Linked DNA regions of Homo sapiens: region 1 is linked to region 2. Evidence: chromatin loops called from intact Hi-C (ENCODE). Cell type or tissue: mammary epithelial cell. All regions are shown on one strand. Links, peaks and the distances in the headings refer to the core of each region. The heading gives the core; the rest is flanking DNA. Region 1 overlaps CUL2 (cullin 2). Region 2 overlaps PARD3 (par-3 family cell polarity regulator).

What was found. Peaks named below come from ENCODE experiments on the same cell type or tissue, not always from the same donor. Only the 100,000 strongest peaks of a DNase experiment are listed, where the experiment ranks them.
Region 1: a loop joins it to region 2, with 6 times the contacts of the local background. A loop is called at or near these places in 36 of 110 quality-filtered maps.

Annotation. Positions count from the first base shown.
Region 1 is chr10:35,020,013-35,036,417 of GRCh38, reverse strand. CUL2 (cullin 2) reads left to right here. Exons shown (of 21, transcript NM_003591.4): 10 at 1,122-1,246; 11 at 3,145-3,252; 12 at 3,924-3,983; 13 at 4,799-4,927; 14 at 5,032-5,118; 15 at 6,778-6,930; 16 at 7,531-7,608; 17 at 11,220-11,286. Among named protein-coding and RNA genes, the nearest start is that of MIR3611, 51 kb to the left of the region's middle. In mammary epithelial cell, for the core only: a CTCF peak has its summit at 8,651 (motif pointing right); a DNase peak (open chromatin) is centred at 10,337; H3K27ac peaks cover 737 bases.
Region 2 is chr10:34,656,536-34,672,940 of GRCh38, reverse strand. All of the region lies in intron 2 of PARD3 (par-3 family cell polarity regulator), which reads left to right. It also overlaps the pseudogene RPL37P18. Among named protein-coding and RNA genes, the nearest start is that of PARD3, 150 kb to the left of the region's middle. In mammary epithelial cell, for the core only: a CTCF peak has its summit at 6,472 (motif pointing left); DNase peaks (open chromatin) are centred at 5,990, 6,440 and 8,050; H3K27ac peaks cover 1,852 bases.

The DNA of each region.
Region 1 (16,405 bases), core at 5,035-13,034, 360 kb before region 2:
TACAAAAAGACATACAGGAATGTTCATAGTAGTGTTTGTAATAGCTCCATAAACTGGAACAGCTCAAATGTCCAGTTACTGTAGAATAGTACAGTATATTCATACAATGGAATATTATAGAGGAGTGGAAATGAACAAATTAAAGCCATGCACAACAACATAGATGATCCTTATACACATGTTGAACACAAGAAGCCAGACACGAAAGAATTGTGTGATCCCATTTTTATACGTAGTTCAAACTCATCTGTGATTTAGAAGTCACAGCAGTGGTTACCTTTGCAGAGGAGCAAGAGTGTGTGATTGGAAGGAGGCATGAAGGGGACTCCTGGGTGTAGGTAATGCCTGTTTCTTATCCTGCGTGTGATTACATGGGTGTGTTGTGTGTTCACTTGTGATAATTCAGTAAGATATACACTTATGGTTTGTATACTTTTCTGTATATGTATGATGCTTTAATGAAACGTTTAAAATTAAACCTACTACACTGAGAGATCATTATTCACCTCCCAGTGTTAGAGATCAAAACATTTGGCAACACATTGTTGGCAAAGGAACTCTCTGCTGTTGGCAGCTGTGGTTAGAAGGATCTGTCTACAAGATTAAACTTTGACACAGTAACCTCACTTTTGGGAACTTATATTGCATATATTCTTGCTCATGTATAAGATTATTGATTGCAACATTGCAATATCAAGAGACTGGAAACCACCTAAATTTCCATCAGTTGTTAAGAAATTATATCCACATAATGGAGTACTGTGCAGCTGTAAAATACATAGAAATGCTTTGTGTACTGATAGGAAAAGACCACTAAGTTAAAATGTGTTCTGAAGCTACAAATAATATACAAAATACAGTACACTGTATTAAAAGGGGCAAAGGGAAGAATATATGTATTCACTTGAATTTGCACAAAATATCTTTGGGAAGATGTTAAATAACCACATCCCTTTCCTGTGGGGAGAGGGGCTTGGGTGGCTGGGAGGTGGGCATGGGGGACTTTTCTCTGGGTGCTCTGCACTTGGATCCGTATATTGTACTCCTGCACTTGGATCCATATATTACCTAATAAATGAAAATATTTGGGAGTTAACCCTCAGATGTCTTTTTCCTCTCAGACATGGCAAATATGTACGTCTTACTCCGTGCTGTGTCCACTGGTTTACCTCATATGATTCAGGAGCTGCAAAACCACATCCATGATGAGGGCCTTCGAGCAACCAGCAACCTTACTCAGGAAAACGTGAGTTGTGTGGGAAACTGCAATGTTTTCCTCCTAATCAGATCCAGCGTGGAGCCTTTCCTTTGACTTTATTGTTTTGAAAGATGAAAGAAAAAGTCTTACCATGCCAACGAAAGAAATGTCTTTATTCAAATGTTTTAAACCTAGAATTTGTTGGACTCATTTTGGAATTATCAGATTATTAGAAAGCTATTGATAGGCTGCTGCTTAGCCATACGGAGGGTGTCCATTGAACAGTTGTTAACTTTCCACAGGAAAATAAGCTCGCCATTTTTAAATAACTGTGTTTTTGTGTAATTGGCATTGATAACGTAGTTTGTTGTCATGGTAGTAGTATTAATCAGTGGTAATATAGACGACTTGCAATTTGCCTCCTTTCCATATCCTCTGAATTTGGTTGTCCAGGAAGCAAATTTAGATTAAAATAATCTTCTGTAAGTATATGCTTGCTGCCCCAAATACCCAAAACAATAACCCTCATATCCCTAATACTCATCTTTCTCGAATACTTTGCCAATCACATGACTGTAACAGTTTGTACTGTAACAGTTTGTCTTTCCCATCACCAAATCTTGTTATTACTGGTAATGTTTGATGAGCAAGAGAGAAATAACTTCAAATGTTACTGTCTCTTCTTAAGTAGAGCTGTTTGCCCTTCATCTATAAGATAGTATCTGTGTATAGACGTCACTGTTCAGGAGCACTTTTTAGAGGCTGTTACCTTAGCTGCAGATTGGTTTTTGGCAAGTAATAATTTTTAGTTTTTATGTTATGCCACAATAATGTGTAAGTTTTCTATTTTTTTATTTCTTCAAATTCCCTTTACCACAGTTTTCTATTTTTTGTAGAACTATTAGTTTATAGTATTCAGGTTTATTACTCTATTATTTGTCAAACTTACTAGTTTACATTATTACGTTTATAGATTCCATGTCCAATGACATTGGGCATAGAAGCATCGAATTTTGTGTCAAGGCTGGGAGATGGAAACATAAGTGAATACATTTGTGGTAGACTCAAATCCAACTGACTTAGTTAAGTCTTAGGTAGTAACTTCTTCATGGTTATCTCCATTAAGAGGGAAAACTCACTTTTGTACTATTAGGTATTTCTTCTCTCTGAGATGTGAGGGATTGTCTTGCCGAGTTCAAGGGGTCTCTGTTCTCAGGATTATTGGCTTTTTAACTCTCCTTTCTCTCAGCCTTTAGTGACTTTGCAGGCAGTCTTTGCTTATTTAAGCCTCTATGAAAGTGATAGACCTGGTAGTTCAGGTCTTGTTATCCTTAAGATAAGTTATTCCAACACAGTAGAAAAGTATGCTTTTGGTGGGTTCTTCTGACAGGTACTAGACAGTCTATGACAGCTTGTTGTGTTGAATGACAAGCTATTTTCTTTCTTCCTTTTTTTTTTTTTTTGTTGTTGTTGTTGTTTTTCTGAGACGGAGTCTCACTCTGTCGCCCAAGCTGGAGTGCAGTGGTGCGATCTCTGCTCACTGCAACCTCCACCTCCCTGGTTCCAGCAGTTCCCCTGCCTCAGCCTCCCGTGTAGCTGGGATTACAGGTGGACGCCACCACGTCTGGCTAATTTTTTTGTATTTTTAGTAGAGACGGGGTTTCACCGTGTTGGCCAGGATGGTCTCGATCTCCTGACCTCATGATCCGCCCGCCTCAGCCTCCCAGAAGTGCTGGGATTACAGGTGTGAGCCACTGTGCCCAGCCTTCAACACCAAAGTTGTAAATTTCTAAGACCGTCTTAGCTAAAACCATTTTCTGAGAAGTGTGCATGTGTGAAACATAATTTCCTTGAGGAAAAATTTACTAATAAGTCTAATAAACCTCATAGTTTGGATATCCTTGAACCTCTTAAAATGTGGTTTTGTACTTATATTTCATTTTTAGATGCCAACACTATTTGTGGAGTCAGTTTTGGAAGTGCATGGTAAATTTGTTCAGCTTATCAACACTGTTTTGAATGGTGATCAGCATTTTATGAGTGCGTTGGATAAGGTAAGTTTTAAATACATATATACTATATATGTACATAAAACTCTATCATTCTTTAGGCAGTTTCAAGATCAGAATTCTAGTATGAGGTTTCTGATGTAGACATGGAGATTAAGTAATTTTGATATGAAATTCAAAATAGAAATAATATAATTTTTAAATTATTAACTGAATAGTTAAATTGAATGCTTGTAGAATGTCCCGTGATTATGCTATATAAGGGGAATTTTTAATCTGATATGTTCTGGATAGACATGCATAATTTTGCAATTTTTAGTACTGATTTTTTTTCTTTGGCCATAATACTTAGGCTATATTGAATAATATTTGAAAAGAGAATAGATATGTTTTACATGAACTTTTGCATACGTTAAAGGAAAGCTGCTTACAAGATTGTAAGTTTTTTTTTAAGTAACGTTATTTTATCTGTTCAAATTTCGATAATGAGTTACAGAATATCTTGGAATAGCAACAGGATATATAGATATTTTGTAATTAGAGAATAAAGTCAGAGGAGTCTACCATGTTAGGCATGAAAATATTAACAAACTACCGGCAATGCTGTGTTTTATGTGGCGGGGTAATTTTTGGATGTACAGATTATGGCTTATATTGAACTAGCTGTACTTTTTCCCTATGGCTGGTGGTTAATTATGGCGTGTTTTTTTATTCAGGCCCTTACGTCAGTTGTAAATTACAGAGAACCTAAGTCTGTTTGCAAAGCACCTGAACTGGTAAGTTTGGTGGTTGCTGAAAAGTAATCTTATGAAAAGTCAGTATTAGAAAATGAGAACTCAGAATATCAAATTAATTTGGTTTTTGTAGCATTTTTCAGAAAAATAGAAGGAAAATTATCTACATTGTATATAGTTTGGCATTTATGTAAGGAATGCAATATACTATGTGTCTTAAAGAATAACCATTTTACAAAGTTTGGGTTTTAATGTATATCTACTTTGAAATAATTTGCAATACTTTTCATGTAGATTCTGTTACATCTGAAATCTAAAGGAAATCTGATGATAAAGTTTGGGTAACCTTTGAAGGAAACTTGCTTACAAGATTTTTGTAACTTTTTTTTAAAGTACTTGTTCAATGTCAAAAATTATAAAACCACTCGAAACTCACCTAGGTGTTCTTTTAAAAATTTGTATTACTTATATCAGTTGCTTTATTGGTCAATAAGTGATGATTTGATATTTGACTTGTTCTTTTTAAAAATTTACCTTATGATGTATATTTTATTTAGTTTACATTTATGATTATTACATAAAGCTTTAGAAGCCTGGTGTGGTTGTGCATGCCTGTAGTCCCAACTACTTGGGAGGCTGAGGCAGGAGGATCCTTTGAGCCTAGGAGTTTGAGGCTGCAGTGAGCTATGATCTTGTCCACTGCAATCCAGCCTGGCAACAGAGCAAGACCCGGTCTCTAAAAAAAACAGCAAAAATTCTGTCCGCTGATCTTACCTTGTATCACCACTTTGCCTCCTTTGAGGCGTGATATATACAGAAGCACCCTTTGTAAGATTTATTATCAATTTCTACATGAGCTTGCTAAGTACTGTGACAACTTACTGAAGAAGTCAGCGAAAGGGATGACAGAGAATGAAGTGGAAGACAGGCTCACGAGCTTCATCACAGTGTTCAAATACATTGATGACAAGGACGTCTTTCAAAAGGTATGTTGTGAACAGAAAAGTTTCATTTGTATTTTGGTCAACTTTATTTCTGAATGCTAAATCATTAGAAAGGAAGTAATCTTTTAAAATATTTTTAAATGTAGTTCTACGCAAGAATGCTGGCAAAACGTTTAATTCATGGGTTATCCATGTCTATGGACTCTGAAGAAGCCATGATCAACAAATTAAAGGTAATGTAAGTCTTTAATGTGGTATTGTCCTAGAAATTCATTCACAAGCACATAAAGATGTTCATTGCAGCATTGTGTACAGTAACAGGAAACAATTCATCTGGTTAAATGTGTATTTGTGTAGTCACACAGTGGGATATACAAATACTGTATTAAAAGGACAAAATGTATATGTTTATATATGAAGATTCACAAGATAATCAGTATTAATGATAAAAGATTATTACTACTTATAAATGAATACACCTAAAATATTCCTTTAAGTACAGATTTTGGAGTGCAATTCCATTTCAATTTATTTTTACATCATTTCAGCTTGCTTACATACCGATAAGTGGTAGCAGGTTCATATTTATCCTGTGTTATTCAATAAATTTTCTTGCATAGTAGACATTTTGAATATAATATGCATTCCTTTTTTCCTTTTTCTTTTTTTAAGAGATAGGGTCTCACTATGTTGCCCAGGCTGGACTCTAACTCCTGGGCTCAAGCGATCCTCCCGCCTCAGCCTCCTGAGCAGCTGGGACAATAGGTGTGCACCACTGCACCCAGTTGCTGTGTGCTCTTTTTTAAACCTCCAAAAAGAAACTTAATTTTTAATTTCTAAAAGTAGTGTTGGCCAGGTGTGGTGGTTCATGCCTATAATAGTAGCACTTTGGGAGGCCAAGGCATGTAGATTGTTTGAGCTCAGTAGTTCAAGACCAGCCTGGGAAACATGGCAAAACCCTGTCTCTACCAAAAATACAAAAGTTAGCTGGGCTTGGTGGCGTGTTCCTCTAGTCCCAGTTACTCAGGTGGCTGAGGTGGGAGGATTGCTGGAGCCTGGGACATCAAGGCTGCTGTGAGCCATGATCATACCACTGCACTCCATCCTGAGTGACAGAGCAAGATCCTGCCTCTAAATAGATTAATTACAAAAAAAAAGTAGTGTTAATGAGCTTTTTATATTTCAAGATTAGAGATTCAGATTTTCTGACCTGGTAACAACAGAATTTTGAATAATTTTAAAGAAATAGTTTTCTTCAGCACTCAGTAGATGCTATTAAAAATATGCCTAAATAGAACTTTTTCAATTGACTACAGGCTGGAGTATTCCCAGTAATCATTTATGTAATCTTTCATTTGATACTATCTGTAAACCTTATAAGAGCCAGCAGCTGTGGCATGTGCCAATAGTCCCAGCTACTGGGAGAGTGAGATAGGAGGATCACTTGAGCCCAGGTGTTCGAAGTTGTAGTGCACCATGATGGCTCCAATGAATAGCCACTGCGTTGCAGCATGGGCAACAGTGAGACCCCAAGTCTTTAAAACAAAACACAACATAAAATCCTTTTAAGGTATCTTATGTATAGTAACGGGGCATTTTGCAGTGCTGAAATAAGAGATGAATGTATAAAAAAGTTTTTGTTTAAGGGGAGATTTATTGTTCCTAGATAGGTGGTTTTTATTCACTTATTTAAAATACGTCTTTAAAAAGAAAGTTTGAAAGGTTTTGATTAGTTGCTTTGACTTATGAAGAATATATTACTAGTCCTTGGGTATAAGTGTATATGCAAGAACCTTTGATCAAAGACCTAGCAATACCGACACATTATTATTAACCAATATGACTTATTATTTTTCTTTTGAATTCATGTATTTTCTAAAACTTTTTTATAGCAAGCCTGTGGTTATGAGTTTACCAGCAAGCTACATCGGATGTATACAGATATGAGTGTCAGCGCTGATCTCAACAATAAGTTCAACAATTTTATCAAAAACCAAGACACAGTAATAGATTTGGGAATTAGTTTTCAAATATATGTTCTACAGGTATGAATATGTGTTTTACTATGAGCATTTACTAATCATTTCAGTACGTTGATACAAATGATTCATAAATGGATGCCTGATTACGTTTGGTTCTGTGAGTAGATTGTGGCTTCTAAAGTCCTATTGATTTGGGCTGGGCGTGGTGGCTTATGCCTGTAATCCCAGCACTTTCAGAGGCCAAAGCAGGCAGATCTCTTGAGCTCAGGAGTTCCAGACCAGCCTGGCCAACATGTGAAAACCCGTCTCTACTAAAAATGCAAAAATTAGCCAGGTGTGGTGGTGCGTGCCTGTAATCCCAGTTACTGGGGAGGCAGAGGCAGGAGAATTGCTTGAACCCCAGAGGCGGAGGTTGCAGTGAGCGGAGATCGTGCCACTGCATTGAAGCCTGGGTGATGGAGTGAGACTCCATCTCAAAAAAAAAAAACAAAAAAAGGTCCTATTGGTTTGGAATGAAATGTGCCATGATAGAAATACTCAGATTTCATCAACATTTTGAGGAAGAAAAAAATGTTTTAGATGCTTAGATTATTTAATAAATATTTACTTTGAATTTAGATGTTGATCCATTTAGCTTATTTTATTTTATTTTTTTCCTTCTAGGCTGGTGCGTGGCCTCTTACTCAGGCTCCTTCATCTACGTTTGCAATTCCCCAGGAATTAGAAAAAAGTGTACAGATGGTAAGTTTGCAGGAAATATATTAGAAGACTAAAGGAATTTTAATAATTGTCTTCATATTATATCACCTTTAATATTTTTTCAGAGTCTTAAGGGTTCATGTGATAAAAATAGATTCAGAAATTATAGTCAGTCTGCCCTTTAGGAAGAATGTAAGTTATTGTAGTTACTAATATTGATACTAAAATGCTAAGAAGAATGTCATACAGTTCTTTGTCAAAGCATGTCTCTTATTCTGAGTAAGTCTATCATCTGCTATTAAGCAGTTTTAAATTATAAAAATGTTGATATCAGAAGAAAGCTTAGAATTCAACACCTAAAATATCACTTACCAGTTTTCCTTTTGAATTTTGACCAAATACCTCATTCAGCCCTTGTAATATTTTTATTTCTGTCCTGTAATGTAGGTAAATATATGTGAAGTAACTGCTAGTAGAGTAAGTAGTAACAGTGATTGATAGTGGTTATTAGTTTCGTGGTAATAACTAATAGAGGAGAGTCCTGTAACCAGTCAGGTAGGTTTCAGGAAGGCAAGCATGATAGACTTTCAGAATAGGAGGCTAAATTAGGACTTCTTACATCTTCTTTGAAAAGAGATTGTAGCACAGACTATTTTAGAAACTATGTGAAGAAGAGCATTTGTGCAGACATTCATTGGATGGGGCAGACTATAATCCAAGGTTATTACAAATTTTGCAGAAAGGATACATCCCAAAGTGCTGGGATTTCAGGCATGAGCCACCATGCCTGGCCTTGGCAGTCTTTTACATTTCTTTTTAAATATCATGTGTCCCTGATTGAAATTAAGGGAGAGAATAGGAGCTGGCAGAAATGAAGTTTTCCTTTAGTTTTTTCTTTCCTCTTTCCTTGAAATAATTATTTTCTATTTATAGTTTTTAACTCTTTAAACTTTATTTGTTGATGTATAGTCTTCCTCAGGTTTTAGTTTCCCCATTTACAAATAGGAAGTGAGTTTCTGTCTGTAAAATTCTGATTCCAAAAATACTATTCTCTCCATTTGAATTGTCTCCAATTACCAGTAGAGGGAGTTTGTCCTTTATTTTTTTTCTAGTAAGTCCAAGTTTTCAGATACATAGGATTGAAATCCATTTGTATACTTAATAGTGTACAGTTTTCTCATGTAAATTAATCCATCCTGCCTTAGTGATGATTTGCATTTTTTACATCTTAATCTTAAATATAACTATCAAGAATTACCTTTATTTTACACCAAAGTATCTCAAAACTGTGGAATTAAAGCTGTAATTAAAAGTAATTTATTTTATACTTTAGGCCAGTCAATCTTAATTGTTACATTTCTTTTTTACCTAGGCCAAAAACCTGAATAATATTAGAAGTATCTAAAGTTGCCGGGCGCGGTGGCTCACGCCTGTAATCCCAGCACCTTGGGAGGCCGAGGCGGGCGGATCATGAGGTCAGGAGATTGAGACCATCCTGGCTAACACAGTGAAACCCCGTCTCTACTAAAAATAGAAAAAATTAGCCGGGCATGGTGGCATGCACCTGTAGTCCCAGCTACTCTGGAGGCTGAGGCAAGAGAATCGGTTGAACCCAGGAGGTGGAGGTTGCAGTGAGCCGAGTTTGCGCCACTGCACTTTAGCCTGGGTGATAGAGCGAGACTCCGCCTCAAAAAAAAAAAAAAAAAAAGTATCTAAAGTAGTGTATATTAATGTAGCTATCTATTAAAGGTAAATAAACTCATTGAATTTTTAAGGCTCTTTGAGATCTAATTAATGCCCTTAAACAGTGTTTGAAAAATGCTGTTTTTTATCCTGTTTATTTTAAAATAAGTTTAGTCTGGGAGGAGGGGGGAGGGATAGCATTAGGAGATATACCTAATGCTAAATGACGAGTTAGTGGGTGCAGCACACCAGCATGGCACATGTATGCATATGTAACTAACCTGCACATTGTGCACATGTACCCTAAAACTTAAAGTATAATAATAATAAAATTTAAAAAAATAAAATAAGTTTAGTCAACATATATTTTTTACTAATAAGCTTTGCTAACACAATTATTTTAATGATATAATCAAGGAAGGTTTTATAACTTTGGTCTTTGTAGTGCCATATGAATTGATGAATTTATTGGAGTCTGTTTGTTCTTGACTAGCTATAGATACGAGAGTCTTTGTAGTCAGATTTTAAATGTAAGGATGAATCAGTATCTTCTTTTGGCATATTGATATTATCGTCAATAAAACTTTACCAAATAGTACTACTGAAGAGGTAAAACATGTTTTTAGAGCTTGGAATATACCTTTTAAAGCCAGCTTTGCACTTTAAATTATGAGCATTTTAAAGCTGGAATTTCTCATTTCCGAAAGTGTTTTGAGAAAAAAATGAAAGTTTTTTTAACTTTTATTTTGCTTTTGTCCAGATTCATTGTAAATGTGTTATAAATTGTGAATTATATAGTAGTGATTGAATTTTATTGATATCCCTGGGAGTTATTAGTTAGTCAGATCATACTTCTGAAATCCTCTTATGACATATTTCAATTTGCTGTTTGTCTGGATTAGAACTAAGCAGGCAATCTGAAGTATTCCAGGTGCTAGTCATCTCCTGTTCATCCTGCAAAGGGATTGGTGGATCTGCTGGTAGAGGAGGATGCTGCACCATTAGAGGGAAAATAGGCTCAACATATTTCAGCTTCCCAGGACTAGGCAAACTTAGAGTAACTGCTGAAGGAATTGACTCATTTTCTTGGCTGGAGCTATTAACTTTTGCTGTTAAGGAGTGGTCATAATATAGCTGATAGGTCAGTCATTGCTGACTGCTTTATGTGAACTTCCTTTTTAAAGTACAAAAGGTAAAGTTTGATATACAAATAAAAGCTTTAAGTATGTTATATATGGTACATCATGCTAAAAGTTTATTCAGAATTCTGAACTGGCATAATGCAGTTTATTTTTTAGTTTTATAAAGAAATTGAGTTTTTATCTTTTTCACATCCAGTATCATTTTTCCACTTTTTATTGTATACTAGCTCTTTATTAAAGAAAAAAGAACTCTGTATTTTTGTTCTGTAATTACACATTCAGTCCAGGGAGGAATGTTTAAAATTTGAAGGCTACATTAATAGAATTTAAATTTAATTGTTCACAATAATATCAGCAAAAGAATAATCCAGAGATATACCCTAAAACTTCGTATTTGTGTCTAATTGAATGTGGAAGCTATATGTTGGCAAATGGGAGATTAGAGATGAAGGTAGGGTTTCTCTTTTCATGGTGAAATATATATGTTGCTGTGTTTGGTTAGTAGAATTTATAAAGTCCATGTTAGTATTATTCAGAAATGATAATGAATCACTGTGTCATACAGAAAGTCAAATTTGCAGTGCTGTGGTTTAGTGGAGAGAACTCTAGAACAAGTTGTCAATTAAAAGAGCTGGAATATATGTGTATAGCCTTGATTAGGGACCACAGGAACGTGCTTTCTCCTCTGTAAAAGAAGGAGGTAAACCAGATGGGCTTTAATGTCTCTTCTAATATGAATGGTTTTCATTGCTTTTGTAGTATTGTGTTAATTAACTAGGCAAGTTATAGTAGCTAAAAATAATGTGTGTTTTTTTTTTTTTTTTACAGTTTGAATTATTTTATAGCCAACATTTCAGTGGAAGGAAACTTACATGGTTACATTATCTGTGTACAGGTAAAATGCATTTAATTATATCTGGCTTAATGAAATTTACCTGATGATTATATTAATTTAGAAAGAGGTTTTCTATGGCCCAATTACAGTTTTTAACCTTTTCTCCTCCATCAACCTTTCCCCATTAAAGCAACTAACAATGAAATCCAAGTATAGCACTTTTTCATAGTATTTTATAATTACACTGTTTATAATCTTGCTGCTTTTAAAGAAATGTTCTGACTTTATACTGATTTATTACATTTCTCTAGCCAACCACTTCATTAGCAAATGTATTTAGAAACTCACATTTGATGGGGCAGACACACTTAGAAACTTGTTCTCTAAGTATGCCAGATCCTCTTGCCAGTTTCTTTATTATAGCATCATAAGGAGACCTAACCATTTGATTTTTACTTGTGATACTGCAGTGAATGCAATAGTAAAGCTTTTTGCAGAAAGTCCTACTTAATTTTCAATAGTTTCCAATTTTAAAAAACTTTTATCACAATCTAATTTCCTTTGCTTCTTTCTGGAACAATGGAGTCCACTTACTTACAGTAGGATTAATACCTGAATTATTGTGGACTGTGTGTGGAGTTGCCTGAAGATGTAAGCCAAAGCAGACACTTGAATTTTCTCTTTTTTTGCTAAACTATGCTTTGACAAGTTCATTGAATCACTTTTTCTTTGTACAAGAAGGAAAGGGTATATATGCTAATATTTCTTAGAGATGGTACAAGAAAATCATTTGCCATAACCTTTATTAGGAAATGTTTTCTATCCCCTCCCCAAGAGTTACTTTATCCAAGTAACTATGATACTTGGTGTTTATTTGACTAATTTACATCTTGGGAACGTGATGGCTCATTGTATTAGTAATACATTTTGCATTACTTATATAAGTCGATCTTTACTGAGCAAGTTGGACATTCTAATTTTTAAAATAATTTTTGAAATGAGATTTTTTACTGATACTCTTAGTGGTAGTCAAAGGTCAAATTTTAATTTGACTTTTGGCTAGGTGCAGTGGCTCACACCTGTAACCCCAGCACTTGGGGAGGCTGAGACAGGTGGGTCACTTAATCCCAGGAGTTTGAGACCAGCCTGGGCAACATGACAAAACCTGTCTCTACTAAAAAATCCAAAAATTAGCCAGGCGTGGTGGAGCACACCTGTAGTCCCAGCTACTCGAGAGGCTGAGATGGGAGGATCACTTGAGCCCACGAGCTGGAGGCTGCAGTGAGCCATGATCGTGCCACTGCACTCCAGCCTGGGCAACAGAGCAAGACCCTGTCTCAACCAGTCAATCAATATGTTCTATTTTCATTTAGTAAACATAATTGATTTTAAGAAAAAAATGCTGGACCAGGGTTTTAGATTTTTTTTTTTTCCCCTAAGAAAACTAATATATCTTAGTGCAGTTCGATTTAGCTTGCTTTTACTTTCCATGAATATCTGTCTGGGGGAGTTTAAACATTCTTGGTTATTCTCATTATTTCAGCAATAATCAATGTGTCTCCTAAAGTAATTTTAGTAAGGGGCTCATTTTAACAACCAGTGGTGTATAAGAAGAAAATAAATTTATGCACATAGTTTTTTAGCCATTGGAATTTAGTTTGAAAATAGTCACCAATATCACCTAAATAGGAAAGAGAATAACTTTCTTTCTGTTTTTGAGCTATACTAAATTTCTAAGCTGATACATAAGTTGATTTGGGGAGCTCTTTTGTTTGTTCATTTCTTTTATTTAATATTATTTGTGTTTTAGTTAAAACCAAATAGTTACTTCCTTTGGAAAGAGAACCTTATAAGTTTATTTTTTTGTTTTGAGTCACCGAAGGTACTGAAAACACCTGTGACCTATCAGTGAAACCAGGAGTTAGAGTTGTTTTTCTTCCCAACTTTGATAAGATACAATTGACACATAAAAATTGTATCTGTTTACAGTGTACAGTGTGATGCTTTGTTATGTTTATATTGTAAAATGATTAACTCAAGCTAATTAACATAAGTAGCTTCTCACTTATCTTTATTTGTGGTGAGAGCATTTAACATCTACTGTCACAGCAATTACTGTCACAGCAATTTTCTTTTTCTTTTTTTCTTTGAGATGGGGTCTTGCTCTGTCACCCAGGCTGGAGTGCAGTGGCGATCTCGGCTCACTGCAACCTCCACCTTCTGGGTTCAAGTGATTCTCCTGCCTCAGCCTTCTGAGTAGCTGGGATTACAGGCACACACTACCACTCCCAGCTAATTTTTGTATTTTTAGTAGAGACGGTGTTTCACCATGTTGGCCAGGCTGGTCTCGAACGCCTGACCTCGTGATCCACCCACCTCGGCCTCCTAAAGTGCTGGGATTACAGGCATGAGCCACCGTGCCCAGCCTTGTCACAGTAATTTTCAAGTTTACTCCACAGTAGATTAACAGTCACCATGCTATATGATAGATCTCCAGAACTTACTGGTCCTAACTGAAACTTTGTCCCCTTTGATCAACATTTTTCATTTTATTTTTGTTCTCCATTTATTCATTTAACAAAAAGTTTCTCACACGCTATGTGTATTGAAGATACTTGTTCTAGATTACCCATATATGGCCTAAGGCTCCAGGACTTCTTTAAAACACTGGCTCTGAGGCTGGACAGATCTCTCAGAGTTCTGTTTCTTGAGAACCCCTGTTACTTCTGCTTAAACATAGAATGAAAATTATTCTTGCCTAGTCTATTTCTACATTCCCAGCTCATGGAATACCCAAGAAAAGGTTAATTTTTGTATTGTAAATGAAGAGTCTTCACAAATGGTTGATGGTGCACAAGGTGGTGTTTGGGGGAATTTAGAATCAGAAGACCTGTGGCTGGAGTTATTAGCTCACAACTTATTAGCTGTGTAATCTTAAGCAAATTACTTAACTCCTTTGAGCCTGTTTCCTTCTCTTTATTGTTGTAAAATTCATTGATCAACTCAAAGAACATTTTCTATGTCTCAGGTACTTCTAAACGCCAAGTGGACAGAAATAAAATACAGAGCCTTGGCCCTCAAAAAAAACTCATGTCTAGTAGGAAGACAGACATACGTACATAGTTACAGTACGGTGTTTTGAATGTGATAGAGGCCAGCCCAGGGCATATCACAGAATGGTGGTGGCAGTCAGGTCCTTGCGAGGGAAGTCTTCTGGGGAAATCACATCTCAACTTGTTTTCAAGAGCTAATAGGGCCGGGTGCCCCCTCGCCCCACTTCGCCCCACCTCACCCCACCTCACCCCACCTCACCCCACCTCACCCCACCCCACCTCACCTCACCTCACCTCACCTCACCTCGCCTCACCTCACCCCACCTCGCCTCTCCTCACCCCACCTCACGTAAGCTGGAGTGGAGGTGCGCGATCACAGCCCACATTAGCCTCTGCCTCCCGGGCTTAAGAGATCCCTGTAGTCCCAGCTACTTGGGAGGCTGAGGTCACCAGAGCCCAGAGTGAGAAGACCAGGCAGGCCCAAAAAGAAAATAAATAAATGAAAATAAAAAATAATAAATGAAAGAAGGAAGGAAGGAAGGATATACATGTATATGTAAATGAAATGGGTTTTTATTTAATACATATTCATACATTAAAATTGACATTAATATAAACATGTATTAATTATGGAAATATCATCTATATAGTTTTATCACTACATATTTGTGTGTGTGTATGTATGTGTGTGTGTGTATATATATACATACATATATAAAAAAATGTATGTTTATACACAGCAGTGTGCAGAAAATAAGATTCTCTGAGGCAGGAGAATGGCATGAACCCGGGTGGCGGAGATTGCAGTGAGCCGAGATCACGCCACTGCACTCCAGCCTGGGCGACAGAGCAAGACTCCGTCTCAAAAAAAAAAAAGAAAGAAAGAAAGAAAGAAAACATGCTGCAGATTAACATGGAGGTTAATTTAATCTGCAGTTAGAATGGAATAAAATTGTCACCATGTCCATGGCTTGCAGAGACTGTAATGTGCTCCCTACAAAGTCTTCTGTTGAAGCTCTAACCCCTAAGGTCCATGAGAAGGTGATCAAGGTTAAATAAGGTCATAGTAATCTAGCACTGTGGGAGGCTGAGGCAGGAGTATCACTTGAGCCCAGGAGTTCAAGATCAGCCTGGGCAACATAGTGAGACCCTGTCTTGAAAAAAAAAAAAAAAAACCCATAAAATAAAAAGAATGAATAGGACTTAACCAAGCTACGTAAAGGAGAGTGTTGAGAGTGTATTTCCAACAGAGGAAGAATTTTAAGAAGCAATCTGTGATGCCAGATGTGACAGAGTGAGAAAAATCCTGAAAATTCCACTGGATTTATGACTAAGGCTTTGGATAGAATTAACGATAAGGAACAGTTTGATAAAGACATACAGATACTTGATAAAGAGATATAACCAGACAGTGTGACAGAAACCATTACACTGTCTTTGTATAAATAAGTTTTATTTGTGGCAGAGCAAGAAGTTGTAGAGATTGCTGGTCAGTTGCTGAAAGACACGTTGAGAAATGATGAACTCAAGGAAGATAAAAAAAACTTCACCAGACAGTACATAGTATGGATCAGGCTAGAATTTTGTGAACCCTACATCATAGTATGTGTTGGTAGTTACTAGTGTTTGCCAGAATAAAAGTAACACCATATCATTGTGCATACCTTAAAAGATAACGATTCTATTGACTAAATTTGTCCTGCTTTTGTTTTCAAATAATTCCAACAGCTAAAAATAGGGAGGGATGTTAGTATTGTCTAATGTCCAGTCCATATTCAAATTTCCCTGACTGTCCCAAGGTGACTTGCTTGACTGTCAGAGGTCACTAATTGTATTTGGTTGTTACATTTCCCTTCCACCTCCCCACTTCTCAGCATTCTTTGACACACTGTTTTGAACAGACCAGGCCAGTTGTCTTGTAGAATATCCAGTACTTTGGATTACTTATTTGTGATTTATTTTTTTTTTTTTTAAATTTGTTTTCTATTCCTTGTATGTTCTGGAAAGTGGAAATTAGTTCTAAAGGTTTGATTATATTCAGTTAAGTATTATTGGCAAGGATATTTCATAGGTGGTCCTGTGTATTTCATATTGCATATTTCAAAGGCATCTAATGTCAGATTGTC
Region 2 (16,405 bases), core at 2,906-10,905:
AGTTCAATCAAGAAAGAATCAAGCAAGACAAGGTCTTTAAGTTTTACCCGTATTCCACATCCCTTACTCCAGATAGAATTTTTGCCACTTCATACTACTAAGTAAAGCAGGCAACAGATGTCAAAGTACAGGAGGATCAACATGGAACCATTGCTTATTTTGAAGAAAAAAATGTAGATCATATAGTTAGAGGATTAATACATATTTCCTGAAAGGCAACAGTTCTTCTACAAGGAGCATACTGGTTATGTGTTTTTAGAAATAGGGCCTCGCTCTGTTGCCCAGGCCAGAGCTCAGTAGTGTGATCATAGCTCACTGGAACCTCGAACTCCTGACCTCGAGCAGTCCTCCTGCCTTGGCCTCTCAAAGTGCTGGGATTACAGGCATGAGCCAATGCACTGGGCCGTTCATGTGTTTATTAATACAAAGTGGATATAATGCAGTTAAAGTTAGGAAACACGGTACATATTGAGAACTGTTAGTTACATGATTACATGATCACAGCGAGGAGCTGTTTCTGTAAGATCAGAATGAATGGAGCATGCTGCCTGGGAACCTGTAGCTGCTTGGTTAGAATGAGTGGGTGCTCAGCTGGTGGTAAATTTTTTGTTTACCTTTTTGGGTTGTGAACCAGCTGCACTGTAATTTATGTTAATTTGTGCTTTAAAAGTTTTCAGGGTTGTACTCGATCTTAATTGTGGGTGAGAAAGATGAAAATTATGCATAAATACTAATGGCAGTCGTGAAAGGGAGAGAGGTTATTCTTTTTTGAAAAAACAGAATCCTCCTCTGTCACCCAGGCTGGAGTGTAGTAGCGTCATCATGGCTCACTGCAGCCTCGAACTCCTGGGCTCGGGTGATCCTTCTGCCTCAGTCTCCCAGTAGCTGACAGGCATGCACCATCATACCTGGCTAATTTTTCACTTTTTGTACAGATGGGGTCTCCCTATGTTGCCCAGGCTGATCTTGAATGCCTGTCCTCCAGCAATCCTCACACCTTGGCCTCCAAGGTTATCCTTTTGAATAAAAATCATATGTAACTAAACCCAGTTTTTTGTGATATGTAAATCTAGAGTTATATCTTTAAAACTGTAAAGCATGTTTTTGTAATTCATGACCTACTTCTTTTTTACCTTAGGAGTGCTACTTCTGAATTCTTGCAGAAGTACAGATTGTACAGTTAATGCTGATCTTTGCGATAGATAGAACAACTTACATTAACTGTGAAAAGAATTCTCCCTGATGTGGAAATACATATAATCTTATTTTGGCAAGCATTTTACCCCTTTCAGTTTCTGCTTTTCTTGATGTTTAAATTTATCTTGTAGCCTTGTATGGTGATAGCAACTCCTTGGTATTTTTCTTGATTTTAATTTTCTTCTGCAGTTTGAAAGATTGTATTCATTGCTGTGATGCATATAAGATTTCTTAGTTTTTTTACCACTATGTTTTAATATGAAATGCCAAAGAATTTTAAAGTTTTTTTAAAATTAAGATTTCAACGTTGTGGCCTAGATGAATGTGTTACTTGAGGAAGGAGGTTTTAAATGCATCCTATTTAATGGGAAAGTTTGACTTGCGTGCATCACTTTATTTTTCCCTACCAAAATCAACATTTTATATCGTTAGAATATCTATCGATATATTTGGGTTACCTGACTCAAACCTGTTTCTTAAAAGCAGAAAGCAGTTAACTATTTCTTTATAATGCTTCTCCACTTCCATTGGAACCATGACATTGCAACAGAAATTATATTCACAGGCAAAGTCCCACAGCAACTGTCTTATGCTGTGTGTTGCAGCCTAAACGCTTATTTCTTTTGATTTGAAGGCTGTAATTCTTACTGCGAGTCTCAGTAACTTTTGCAAGAGCAGCCATTGACAGGTGCCCGCCATCTCTCTAGCCAGATGCTACCTCATCTGCCTCTGTCCGATGACTCTGGAGTTGGTCTGGTCTCAATTTAGTAAAACTTGATGGCCGCCGATGTGTTGCTGAAGTAATCAGTTGTAAAATGAGGAGGTAGAAATGTATTCTTGTCTTTTCTGGGAGGTTCAGGTACACACAACTTCAGGTTGATGATGATCCAAGTTCCTTCCCTGTTTGTGTCTTAAAAACAAGATTGAAAGCATAAACAAAACCAACAACAAAGTTCTTTGATCAAGGGAAGGGATTGCAACTGTTCACGGATGGAATTGGATTGGACCCTGAATTCTTACAGCTTGATTTGACTTTGTCATTTAGTGTAGGATTTCTTAACCATGGTTTCACTAGGTGCTTATAGATACTCTAAAACATGCACACACTCATACATCCCACCCCATAGATGCCCAGAAACCACTCAGGACTCGCTGAATCAGAATCTCCAGTGGTAGTGGGATGGGGTTGGGGCTAGTCAGGTACCCTCACTTCCTCCCGCAAAGGTCCCAAAGTGAATCCAGCCTAAACATTGCCAGGTGAAGAAACTGAAGTCTAGAGCACCAGGCGATATGAAGATAATAGAACTGTTTAGTGACAGATTTGAGAAAGAAGCCAGTGGCATTTGAGCATATGCCCTGTGCTCACCCCAGTAAGAAATCAGAAGCATAGTGGTGCAGATCACCTGCCTGAGAGCCAGCGGCGGCCTGGCGAGCCGGTGTGCACGCGCTGGCTGGTATTGGTGTCAGCTTTCGTGAAGGCGTCCCTTGTGTTTTGAGGCTTCTCAAGTTCTGAGGAAGCACCTGCAGCTGCACAGAGGTGCGTGTGCATGGAGTTGGGAGGCTAGCCGCCAAATGCTGCTCAGATTCCCAGGCCAGAGAGATGGTCTTTATACGTGATAAGAGCACGGATAAGCCACCTGCTTTGGGGTCAAAATTAAAAAGTCAATATACAAGTCTTTAACCTGGTTACTAATAAAGAATCTCTCAGCCCTGCTAACATAACCTGTGACTTTGTTCGTGTTAGCCATTTTCTGGTTATCTAACTTTGAATGACCTTTTCACTATAAATCTTTTAGACACATAGGTGTAGCTTTGTCAAAGAGTACTATATTTTTATTCTTCCTAGTAGAATTTTACTTTTATCATAGGATTGAAAGCCAAATTTTAAATACATCCTTTTGGAATATGTTTTTGTACCTATGTTAGAGGACCATGTGAGGTGTCAGATACCTTAAATTTTTTTTTAAATCACATTTTAATGCAGATACTCAGAACATCAAGTCATTAAATTATGTGAAAATCAGTATTTTGTGAGAAGGGTCCAGTTCCTTTTCATTTGTTGCAAGCAAATTATCACCTGCTTCTCTCTTACGGTGCATAATTTTGTTAGTAGGTAAGGTAATTTTTTCTGTTTTTTTTTAATGTTTTTAAAATTGTGTAAACGTAAGGAATACAAGTGCAGTTTCGTTACATGGATATATTGTGTGGTGGTGAATTCTTGGCTTTTAACCATCATTCAATATGTTGCTGTACCCATTAAGTACTTTCCCATCCTTCACCCCCTCCCATCCTCCTGAGTCTCCACCGTCTATCATTCCACACTCTGTGTCCGTGTGTATACATTATTTAGCTCCCATTTATAAGTGAGAACGTGTGGTATTTGACTTTCTGAGTTGTTTCACTTTGGATAATGGCCTCCAGTTCCATCAATATTGCTGCAAGACATGATTTCATTCTTTTTTATGGCTGAATAGTATTCTATTGTGTCTGTATACCACATTTTCTTTTATCTAGTCATCTGTTGTTGGACACTTAGGTTGATTCCCTATCTTTGCTATTGTGACTAGTGCTGAGATACATATATGAGTGCAGGTATCTTTTTGATATAATGACTTCTTTTCCTTTGGGTAGATACCTAGTAGTGGGATTGCTGGATCAAATGGTAGTTGTAATTTTAGTTCTTTGGGAAATCTCCATGCTGTTTTTCATAGAGTTTGTACTAATTTACATTCCCACCTGTTTTAATCTGTTCTGTTCACTGCTGTATCCCCATGTCCTAGAACAATGCTCATAAGCATTCAGTAAACATTTGTTGAATGAATGAATGAATGGAATGGAAATGAATTAATACCCAATCTATCTTTGCTTTGAGAAGGTCCTATTATGCAAATAAGTTTCTCTTAAAAAAAAAAATCAAACTTTTAAAAATTTTTAGTAGAGACGGGGTTTTGCTATGTTGCCCAGCCTGGTCTTGAACTCCTGGGCTCAAGCGATCTTCCCACTGCAGCATCCAAAAGTACTGTGATTATAGGCATGAGCCACTGTGCCTGGCCAAGTTTTTCTTCTTTTGCTTATCAATGAAAATTAAATATGTACCATAAGATATATCTTTGAAGATAAAAGGCTTTGGAGTGTTTTCTTCTTCCTGTGTTTGAATATATATATTGTGGGAGTCAGAATAATGCTATAGAGCCAGGTTTGGAGGAGGAGAGACGTCTGTTTTTCATCTTCCTCTCTCTGCTCTTCCTGGATTTTGAACTCTCTTGAAGCTACTCACATGGATGTGAACTGTGATAGATGACTGACTCCTAGTTCAAAACTTTGATATGATGCAGTGACTATGATTCAGTTGCACTGAGCAGGTTATATCAGGTAGAGAGCACCCACAAAATCTCATGATAGACAATACTATAATGAAAAGAGAAGGGTTCTCCAGAGGAAGGTATTTTTATGCTAGTAACCACAGAACTTTTTTGATAAGGCCAAGAAATTTACTGAGCTTTTTTGATAAGGTCAAGACATTTGCCAGAAAAGAGGCTTGTCTCGGCACATAGTCCTGGAGTCTTGATGGTTTTCATTTGTAGTTGTTGCAGATGAGGAATTATTTGTTGCTTAGCTGTTTTTTTCTTGCATTTACGAACCCGTGGTAGTTACTGTCTTGCTTATTTTTCCACCTTGACCATTTCAGGCCGCTTGAGGACAATCCGTATCCATCCTCACTCCATGCAGGAAGTTAAAGGCTGAGCAGGAGACATGCACCATTAGTGTACTGCACCTCCTCTTCCCCTAGTTTAAGAACATCCCTTCTTCTCATTCCCCTTTATGTAACTTTGGAACATTAAAGCAGCAGATGGTTTCTCCTTCAGGCTGCACGGAGGAGAATGGAGCTTAGCATGATGTGTTATCCTTAATAATGTCATCACAATATTATTTGTTTCTTGTGGAATTTAAAAATAAACATTAGCCTCAGTGGCTGATATTTATATTCTGCTTAATTTGCCATGCCTATTCAAGCTGGCTGTCAATTTTGGGGCTGGTCTTACTGGCCTGGACTAGAAAGATGAGTTTGTCCGATATCACCCCTATGTGAATGCCTTAATGCTTAGAATCATCTAGCAAATACTTTTCCAATATGGCTAGAAACAAAATCATCTTAAATCATTAGGCATTTTTCAGTGCCAAAGGCTATCAAATATCTTTTTTCCCCATTGTGTTTTTATGGTTCAGTGATGAATAGGTGACAATTTTGTAGCCTTAAATTCCTGCACTATCAGTAACACCGTGGTAAATGCCACTGCAGAGAAAGGCACCATTGATCTCCCCACCACTGCCTCTGGGATGCTTTAGACATTGACAGATGTGCTTTGTGAAACCTTGTGGAATGACACTTGGGGTTTGGTCTGTTCTTTCTTTAGAAATGAAACTTTTATTTTTGACCTATTGGCATTTCTTTAGCAGAAAGATCACTCCTACTAGCTATCTAGATTTGCTGCAGATGATTTGTTCATTTTAATGTTTGGATTTTGTTCTTGGATTTTCTAACCTATTTCTCAACTTATGTATCAATAATCTTGTTATACACTACCTGTTCTATGTTGGCCAGGCTGGAGTGCAGTGGTGTCATCTCAGCTCACTGCAACCTCCGCCTCCCGTGTTCAAGCGATTCTCCTGTCTCAGCCTACTGAGTAGCTGGGATTATAGGCATGCGCCACCACGTCGGCTAATTTTTGTATTTCTAGTAGAGACAGGGTTTCACCACGTTGGCCAGGCTGATACCAAACTTCTGGCCTCAGGTGATCCACCCGCCCTGGTCTCCCAAAGTGCTGGGATTACAAGGCATGACTCACTGTGCCCAGCCAAGTTTAGAATATATCTGAAATATTCTAAAAGGTCTGAAATGTATGTTTGTGTGTGTGTGTGTGTGTGTATATATATATATATATATATTTTTTTTTTTTTTTTTTTTAGGGGGAGGGGTAGGTGAGGTGGAAGGTTCTGTATGCAAATCAAGGTCTGGTTTCCAAATTAGGTCCTCCAAACAAGGTCAGATTGAAAACTGAAGGCTTCAGGTTTTGGAACTGTCAATCCCATGTTAGGTGTGCCTGCCCTGTCCCTCTCTTCCTGCCTGGAGGGCTGAGGGTGAGGCGAAGGAGTCCAGAAGCAGAAGTACAACACATGAGGAATCCTTTTGTGGACTCCTGGACGTTAGTAAGGGTGGACCTAAGTATCTGGCAATGTGCTCGGGGTTTTCTTGAGCAATTCCTCGAGTGCCACCTAGAGTCTAGTGGTAATACTGAATTAACTTCTAAGCTTTGTCAAGGAGCATGGAGAACTTGAGATTCTCAGACATTTTTATTCTGTATCATGAAGAAACTCAATAGTAATTGGAATCAGGATCAGTTTCTGGCTGCTTGATCAGCCATGTAATTAGTCAGCATGGTATGAATATGTACATGCCGGAGTTCAGTAATATACCTTCTATACTTAAATGGGGATTTTTCTTTGAGAATTGGCTTTTTTTTTTTTGATAAGATCTTGCTCTGTCATCCAGGCTAGAGTGCACTGGTGTAATCCTGGCTTACTGCAGCTTCCTGGGCTCAGCCATCCTCCCGCATCAGCCTTCAGCCTTCCAAGTAGCTGGGACTACAGGCATATGCCACCATGCCTGGCTAATTTAATTTAATTTTTTTTTTGGTAGAGTCAGGGTCTCACTTGGTTGTCAAGCTGATCTCAAACTCCTGGCTTCAAGTAAGCCCCTTGCCTTGGCCTCCCGTGGTGCTAGAATTATAGGTGTGAACGCCTGGCCTAGAATCTAATCTTTTCTTTTCTTTTCTTTTTGTTCTGTTCTGTTCTGTTCTGTTCTGTTCTGTTCTGTTCTGTTCTGTTCTGTTCTGTTCTGTTCTTTAATTGAGACGAAGTCTCAAAAAGCCCAGGCTGGAGTGCAGTGGCGCCGTCTTGGCTCACTGCAACCTCCGCCTCCTGGGTTCAAGTGATTCTTCTGCTTCAGCCTCCTGAGTAGCTGGAACTATAGGCACGTGCCACCATGCCAGGCTAATTTCTGTATTTTTAGTAGAGGTGGGGTTTCACCATATTGGCCAGGCTGGTCTGGAACCCCTGACCTCGTGATCCGCCTGCCTCGCCATCCCAAAGTGTTGGGATTACAGGTGTGAGCACCGTGCCAGGCCCAGAATTTCTTTTTTTTAAAAATTTTTAAAATTTTTTTGTGATGTAGTTTTGCTCTTGTTGCCCAGGCTGGAGTGCAACGGCACAATCTCAGCTCACTGCAACCTCTACCTCCCAGGTTCAAGTGATTCTCCTACCTCAGCCTCCTGAGGAGCTGGGATTACAGGCATGTGCCACCACGCCTGGCTATTTTTTTTTGTTTGTTTTTTTCAGCAGATACAGGGCTTCTCCATGTTGGTCAGGCTGGTCTCGAACTCCCGACCTCAGGTGATCCACCTGCCTCGGCCTCCCAAAGTGCTGGGATTACAGGCATGAGGTGCGCCCAGCCTTAGAATTTCTTTTTTAGTATGATTATCCCCTAGCTTATTTGAATTACTATTTTAATAAACACGTTCTGGAAATCTTAATTATTAATAACTTTGATTGTATTAGGCATGAAAAGTTAGGCAGATTTTTTTTATTTTAAAAAAAACTTTGTAATTGTGGTTTTACTTATATTGCCTCTATTCAGTAGGATCCCCCTCCCTCTCCCCCTCTCTTTCCCTCCCTGTCTCTGTCTCTCCCTCTCTCTTCACACACACCACACACATGCACACCAGGAAGCAGTTCTGTACTGTCTACAAATTCTCTGTAAGCCATCATAGAAGAGAAGTGAATCAGAGAAGGGGATTCAACATTCTACATGCTAAGACCTGTCCGGCACACACCTCTTCACAGCCTTGTCTGAAGTGACAGACTGTAGCAATTGCTAATTTGACTAAGAAAAAGGTTTCTGGGCCAGGCATGGTGGCTCAGGTCTGTAATCTCAGCACTTTGGGAGGCCAAAGTGGGCAGATTACCTAAGGTCAGGAGTTCGAGACCAGCCTGGCCAACATGGTGAAACCCTGTCTCTACTAAAAATACAAAAATTAGCTGGGTGTGGTGGCACATGCCTGTAATCCCAGCTACCCAGGAGGCTGAGGCAGGAGAATCTCTGGAACCCGGGAGGCAGAGGCTGCTGTGAGCTGAGATACCACCGCACTCCAGCCCGGGCAACACAGGGAGACACCTTCTCAAAAAAGGCCAGGTGCAGTGGCTTACGCCTATAATCCCAGCACTTTGGGAGGCTGAGGTGGGCGGATCACAAGGTCAGGATTTTGAGACCAGCCTGACCAACATGGTGAAACCCCACCTCTACTAAAAATACAAAAATGAGCCGGGCCTGGGGGTGCACACCTGTAATCCCAGCTACTTGGTAGGCTGAGGCAGGAGAATCGCTTGAACCTGGGAGGTGGAGGTTGCAGTGAGCCGAGATCACGCTACTGCACTCCAGCCTGGGCAACAGTTCGAGACTCTGTCTCAAAAGAAAAAAGAAAAAGGTTTTCGATTGCCTTTGCTATTGATTCAGACAGTGACATAACCAAATATATTAAAAAGAACTCCCACCTCTGGTCTCTTTGGTCTCGGCGGCAGAAGCGAGATGAGGAAGGGAGTGTCATCCTTAGGGAAACATCGCAGCTGGACACACTCCCTGTGCTGCTGCGGCCCTGAGGCCCCAACCTGCTAAGCCAAGAGAAGGCAGAACTGGAGTGCCAAGGCGAAAAGACGAAGCAACACCAGGGCTGGTTGAATGAGGCGCCTAAACATTGTACACTACAGATTCAGGCCTGGGCTCCGTGAAGGACAGCACCCAGACCCAAGGGCCAGCTACTGCACCTCATCTTCAGAATTTCAGTGATTGGTCATGGAATACATGTTCTGTTTTTTTTTTTCTTTTAAAGAATTCTTTGGGAATAACAAAAACTGAGGGGGAAATGAAAAGTTTTGTGGATGAATAGAAGAATGACACAGCTTCTTTAAAATGTTTGACACTTCTGGAACCTCTGAAGCATAAACAGGGTGCCACCCCACTGTGTTCAGTGGGCCTGTCAGCTCCATCTTCGTCTAAAATCAGATGCTTGGAAGTAGAGAAGGAACTTTTTTTAAAAATTTTTTATTTTTGTGGATACGTATTAGGTGTGTATATTTATGGGGCATAAGAAATATTTCGGTACAGGCATGTGATGACTAATAACCACATGAGATTAAGTGGGATATCTACCCCAAGCATTTATCCTTCGTGTTACAAAGCTCTGTTGCCCAGGCTGGAGTGCAATGGTGCGATCTCCTCTCACTGCAATCTCCGCCTCCCGAGTTCAAGCAATTCTCCTGCCTCAGCCTCCCGAGTAGCTAAGATTACAGGCATGCACTACTACGCCTGGCTATTTTTTTTGTATTTTTAGTAGAGATGGGGCTTTGCCATGTTGCCCGGGCTGGTCTTGAACTCCTGAGCTCAGGCAATCTACCCGCCCTGGCCCTCCCAAAGTGCTAGGATTACAGGCATGAGCCTCTGCACCTGGCCTCTTTTAGTTATTTTAAATGTACAATGAAATTATTGTTGCCTATAGTCACCCTGCTCTGCTAGGAAATATTAGTTCTTATTCATTCTTTCTAACTGTATTTTTGTACTCATTAACTCCACTCCCCTGCTCCCAGCCCCACACCCTTCCCAGCCTCTGGTAACCATCATCTACTCTCTATTTCCATGATTTCAGTTGTTTTAATTTTTAGCTCCCACAAATGAGTGAGAACATGCAATGTTTGTCTTTCTGTGCCTGGCTTGTTTCACTTAAGATGATGATCTTCAGTTTGATTCTTTTTTTTTTTTTTTCTGAGACAGTTTCTCACTGTCACCCAGGCTGGAGTGCAGTGGCACTATCTCACCTCACTGCAACATTGGTCTCCCAGGTTCAAGGGATTCTCTTGCCCCAGCCTCCCGAGTAGCTGGAATTACAGGCATCTAATACCACGCTGGGCTAATTTTTGTATTTTTAGTAGAGATGGGGTTTCACCATGTTGGCCAGGCTGGTCTCAAACTCCTGGTTCAAGTGATCCTCTCACCTCTGCCTCCCAAAGTGCTGGGATTACAGGTGCGAGCCATCGCACCTGGCTGATCTCATTCTTTTTTATGGCTGAATAGTACTCCATTGTGTGTATGTACCAGATTTTCTTTATTCATTCATCTGTTGATGGAAACTTAGTTTGCTTCCAAATCTTGGCTATTGTGAATAGTGCTGCAATGAACATAGGAGTGCAGATACCTCTTTGATGTACTGATTTCCTTTCTTTAGGTTATATACCCAGCAGTGTGATTGCTGGATCATGTGATAGCTCTATTTTTAGTTTTTAAGGAACCTCCAAATGGTTTTCTATTGTGGTTGTACTAATTTACATTCCTACCAACAGTGTATGAGGTTTTCTTTTTCTCCACATCCTTGCCAGCCTTTGTTATTACCTGTCTTTTGGGTAAAAGCCATTTTAACTGTGGTGAGATGATATCTCATTGTAGTTTTGATTTGCATTTTTCTGATGATGGGTGATGTTGGGGAAAGGGAACATTTTGAGAATGAGGAATACTGATGAAAGGGCCAGAAGTTCATTTTAGGCACTCCGAGATGTCAGCCGAGCAGTTGTCTTAAGTAGCTCCCTGCCCAGTAGTAGCCTTCACGGTTAGGCCTGCAGGTCAAAGGAGCAGAATTTAACCATCTCCCCAGGGTGCTTACATGCAGGATCTGGCTGCAGGACCTTCTTTCCAGTGGGGCTTTCAAGGTAGAAATCTGCCTCTTTCTTGGACTGCTGCACTACTCCATGATTGGGAACCTTTATCTAACATTGATTGGATAAAATGCCCCACCTTCCACACTGAAGGGCTTGTCTCAAAGTCAGAGCCTCTTATCTCATTTACTGTCTGGGCGGTCCCTCCTTTGACAGCTGTTTTGCCCAACATTTGATAACAATTCTGATCTTTGTGATTCTTTAATTATAGACCATTGAATCTGGATGAAGGCCAGATGATGGATGGACCATAGCCAGGCCCAATTTTTGCTGCAGATGAATAAATAGGTCATGTTCATTCTTGCTTCTTCCCCCTTTATTCTATGCAATAAAACATCCGGCTCTACTAATAGCTCTAACTTGCTTTTTCTAACCTCCGTAGAAAATAGATTTGCCCGTTTTTCCCCTCCCAGGTTGCTTTGTATTGATTAACCCATCAGGCCATCAGAGTGGTGGTTAGCCAATTCATGTTCTTTCATCAAATTTGGGGAAAAGGACCCTAATCAGGCATGATCAATACAAAAGTTTGACATTTGCACTGTATAAATGTCCCGAGGTACTTTATTTGTACATTTCTTTTAGCATTTTTGAAACTCTGTATTGTTTCATAATAAACTGTTCCTTTATTAATTATAGATGAGTTAGCTTTGTCAGCACATTGGGTACAAGAAATGCATCGTTTTGTTCCTTGTTTCTCAAGTAGAGTGATTATAGCTTCAATTAAAAATGACTTTTTTAAAAAACTGAGATTCCCATGATGCTCTGAAGGGCTATGTTATGTCAAAAGCTGAAAACCGCTCTGTTACACAGAATCCTCAAACTATCTCCACCAGTCCCATTAGTCATAATCTGAGTGTTTCTGCCCCATGTAAAAAGTGAATTTAATGTGCAAAAGAAAAGAATGTTGTCAATTCTATTTTTAAAAAAGTAACATTTATTTACATTACTATTTCATTATGTCAGTAGATTCAGCTTCTCAGTGGTAGTATTGAGTATTAGGGATAAATTGGCACACAACCAAAAAAAATTTAAAAAATTATAATGAAACACAATATTTCTGTGTGATGTTTTAAAATAATTTTCCAGTCTGGAAACAGCCAAGCATAGCTTCTGTTTTGTGCCTTAGTTCCTTGCATTCTTGCTGTGCAGGAATTGCTATCCTATTTGGTACTGATGGAATCTGGTGTTGGCAACTTCAGCCAAAAGGATGCCTAGTGGTTGCTGAACTTACACTTTCTAACCCTGAGAATTGTCCATTCACACATGCGTTGGTGTGCATTCAGGTCAGTGAGCGGATGACAGATACACTTTATTCTGAAATGCATGGCTATTTGCCCGGTTTTGCTGTGCATTTCAGCATCCGTGTGATGAGGGCTGCTGTGTACATGGCCATGCCCTCCGAGGCTCCCTTAAACCCAGGTGTGTAGTGCAGCCCCGTGCACAGTGACATACATCTGTGTAAGCTCCTTTGAAAATACCCCTGTGTTAAAGATGTTCTTTATGTACTAAAATTTTATTCTAACTTTTAAATTGCCCCTTTTTAGAGAAAAATAAGCATAGATAATGTAAGTATTTATCTAGATATTATTTGTTGTTACCTAAACTTCTGTCCTGAGATAAGCTTTAATTAAAATCAAGGAAATGTTTAGAAATTGTAGTTTCAAATTATAAAATTATCTTCTCCCAATAATTGGAGTTGGGAGAGAAATACACACAATGGAGGGAGAGGCAGGGGAAAAATTGCATGTAATATGTAGCTATGTTTGGCTAGTATTTTAGGTTACAGTTTACATTGTGTTTTCTTAGAGTTATTGATGTTATGGGTTATTTCAACAATAGAGGGGAAGATTTGGGGAAAACATATGCATTTTAAATTAATATGTTTTCTGCCTTCCACAAAGTTAAATAAATTCTGAGAGATTTCTGAGTACTTTTTGGTAAATTCATTTTATGAAAATGAAGATGCTAATTCTAGTTTGTGGCTAATGTAAATAACCTTTGAATGGATTATTTCTAGGGAAGAAAATGCATGCGCGGAAGCAAAAAGTACCTACCATTGAAGGCCCTTGGGTTTGTGTTTTATAACCTAGATGGCCTGGCTTAGTAAAACAGGTTCTAACTAGGTACCTAACTTGCACTACAGGAAGAAGAGAAGTAAGGCTTTACTGAGTCAGGTGGTATGAATTAGAAATTAATAGTATTATCCTGAGTGGAGCTTGGTGGCTTTTTCAGTGGAGTCATTTTCACCATCCTTTTACATTAAAAATGTAAATTGATTCACAGTGGGGGGAAAATAAAAAGTGATCTAGATGTGTACCTTAAGGAAAAGAATTCATACACCTTTATTCATGTATGCTATTATGTCTTCATTTACATGTTATTATGTATCATCTAGCATTATCCTATGAACCATTAAGAAATGGCCTCTGGGTGCTACAATGTGAGTGGCACTTCCTTTAAAATACCCCAGCCAAAAATAAAAAAAGTGAAGCAATGAAACAGTTTTGGCGAAGATTAATAATTACTACAGCTGAGTGAGTGATACATAGGAGTTCAATAAATTATCCTCTCTACTTTTTTGCAAGTGTGGCAAATTAGATCATTAAAAAAACTAAAAAGTTTTTGTAATTAACATTTTTAAATGTTGGGAACAAAACCCTTAGAAATAATTTTATTCTTGCTCTGTTATTTAGTGGAGGAAACTCAGGGCAGATGACATGTGTTGGTTTGTCCTGTGTGTCAAGGCTCCTTGGAGGCAGAGCCTCTTGGGAGGTGCAGGTTTCCTGGTTCCTCACTTTGTGCTGGGTGTGCCTTTCAGGATCTGATTCCTGAGGGTGTGTACCAAGCCAGTACTGTGTGTGCGCTTGCATTGCCTTACTCTTCACTAAGAACATGGAATTTGTAGGTAAATTCTAAGCAGTGAAATTGTAGAAACTAAAACACTTTGAAAATAATATATATAAATTTAGCATGTCTTCTGTGACATGCACAATTATAAATGCTGTACTTATTTTAACACACGTGGTGAACTCTGTGAATGGGCTCTGGTGTTTTGTCCATTTTATAGGTGAGGAAATTGAGGCTCAGAATGCACCAGGATTAAGTTGTTATTTCTCAGCTGCAGTTCAGCCATTTGTGCTCTGCTTTTCGAGGAGACGTCTCCTTTGCTAGCTGCTCCCTGGAGCTTTAGAGGGAGCTGGAGCCTGGCAGGCAGGAGGGGGGACATGGCCCTTGTTTGCTTCCTGTTCCTGTCTGCATTGCCCAGCAATAGTCATTAATTGGCAGTTCCTTCTCGTTTTTAGATTTTTTCCCCCTGTCCACATCTTTAGGCCCCCTTAACAGAATCAGCACCGAGGTCCTTCTGCTAAGCTCCTCATGCCTCAGCCTCAGCCTCAGCCCCAGCCCCCAGCATCTTCTCCTCGGAGGGTGGGTACCGTCTGCCCCTGGTGCCGCCTTCAAGCTTCAGGTTCTCATAACCGAATTTCCTCAGTTCCGCGGGTGGTAGGTGTGCTGCAGTTACCTGTTTACCCTCTTCCTTATATTAAGGATTTGTTTTGTGATTTGTTTTCCTTACTCGATCCTGACCTTATTTTTGGCATTTATTAAATGATATTCAGAATTCAGCAAATTGAATTTATTCTAAGGAATATTGTAATTTAAAATAGTATCTAGTTATTAGTACTAGTACTTATTTTTACATCTTTACCAAAAGGTATAAAACACATTTTTAAAAAAACATTTGAATAAATCCACTTATGTTGTGGATTCTTTTTTTTTTTTTTGAGACGGAGTCTTGATCTGTCGCCCAGGCTGGAGTGCAGTGGCGCAATCTCGGCTCACTGGAAGCTCCGCCTCCCAGGTTCAGGCCATTCTCCTGCCTCAGCCTCCCAAGTAGCTGGGACTACAGGTGCCTGCAACCACGCCCGGCTAATTTTTTGTATTTTCAGTAGAGACAGGGTTTCACTGTGTTAGCTAGGACAGTCTCGATCTCCTGACCTCGTGATCCGCCCACCTCGGCCTCCCAAAGTGCTGGGATTATAGGCGTGAGCCACCGCGCCTGGCTGTTGATCTCTTAAAAAGCTGAGAAGTGGCTAGGTGTGGTGGCTCGTGCCTGTAATCCCAGCACTTTGGGAGGCCCAGGCAGGCGGATCACCTGAGGTCAGGAATTTGAGACCAGCTTGGCCAACATGGCGAAACCACGTCTCTACTAAAAATACAAAAATTAGCCAGGCGTGGTGGCGTGTGCCTGTAATCCCAGCTACTCGGGAGGCTGAGACAGGAGAATCACTTGAACCCAGGAGGCGGAGGTTGCAGTGAGCCAAGATCGTGCCACTGTACTCCAGTCTGGGCAACAGAACAAGACTCCGTCTCAAAACAAACAAACAAACAAACAAACAAAACAAAACTGAGAAGCAGAAAGGTGACAGTGATGTGTTAATTACTAAAATCATGTGGCTTTGGGGAAGGACACAGATCCAATGAGAATAAATGGTTATCAGGTGATTGTCAAATAGATCGAAGTAGACTTTTTTTTTGGACAATAATTATTTCATCACCAGATGAATTTCAGGCCAATACAAACATCATTGTCTCAGTTCCTACCTTTCTCTCCCATTTCACCCTGAAATTTAAGGAACTATGAAATGTTTGAAAGTGTGCATGTTCTCGATCTGGCTTTTCTGACTTTTTTTTTTTTGGTAGAGGTGGGATCTCCTCTGTTGCCCAGGCTGATCTCAAACTTATGGCCTCAATCAGCCCTCCCAGAGGTGCTGGAATTACGGACATGAGCCATCGTGCCCAGCTGTGATCTGGCTTTTCTTATTTATGCAATTGCCAAGGCTAGAACAGACCTGGGCCTTATTTGATAAGTTTAGGGTCAAAGTTTGCATCAGATCGTAATTCTACACAGAGTAAAAAGTAGAAAATGTGACAGCTTGTCTCTTCTCTCCCTTAGGCACAGTGTTGAATGTTTATTAGAAGGCTGTTTCCTCACAACATGTTTACATCAAGATGCATGCATGCCTTAGCTTGATGCTTTTGCAATTTTTATGTAGCATCTGTTCCCAAATACAAGAGCGCTAACAAGGCCTTAATACAGATAGCAGTGAGGACAGCAGGGAGTTGCCCCTGTCGGTTTCTGACTTCTCCTGCGGCCCTGAGTTATTATTCATAATGTAAATTCTCTCTCAGTTCCCAGCATGTACATAATTAATGGAAAAGACTATCCAAGGAAGTTCAGCAGCCACAAGTAGGTCACCATTACCAGATGTTTAATTATTGTCATTAGGAAGCTTTTGGAAATACCTGATGAGCTTTCTAAAAGCATAACAATAAGCAAATCCTTTTGGATTTTGATGGATTGGTTCTTTTGTATTGAATGATGATTAAGGTT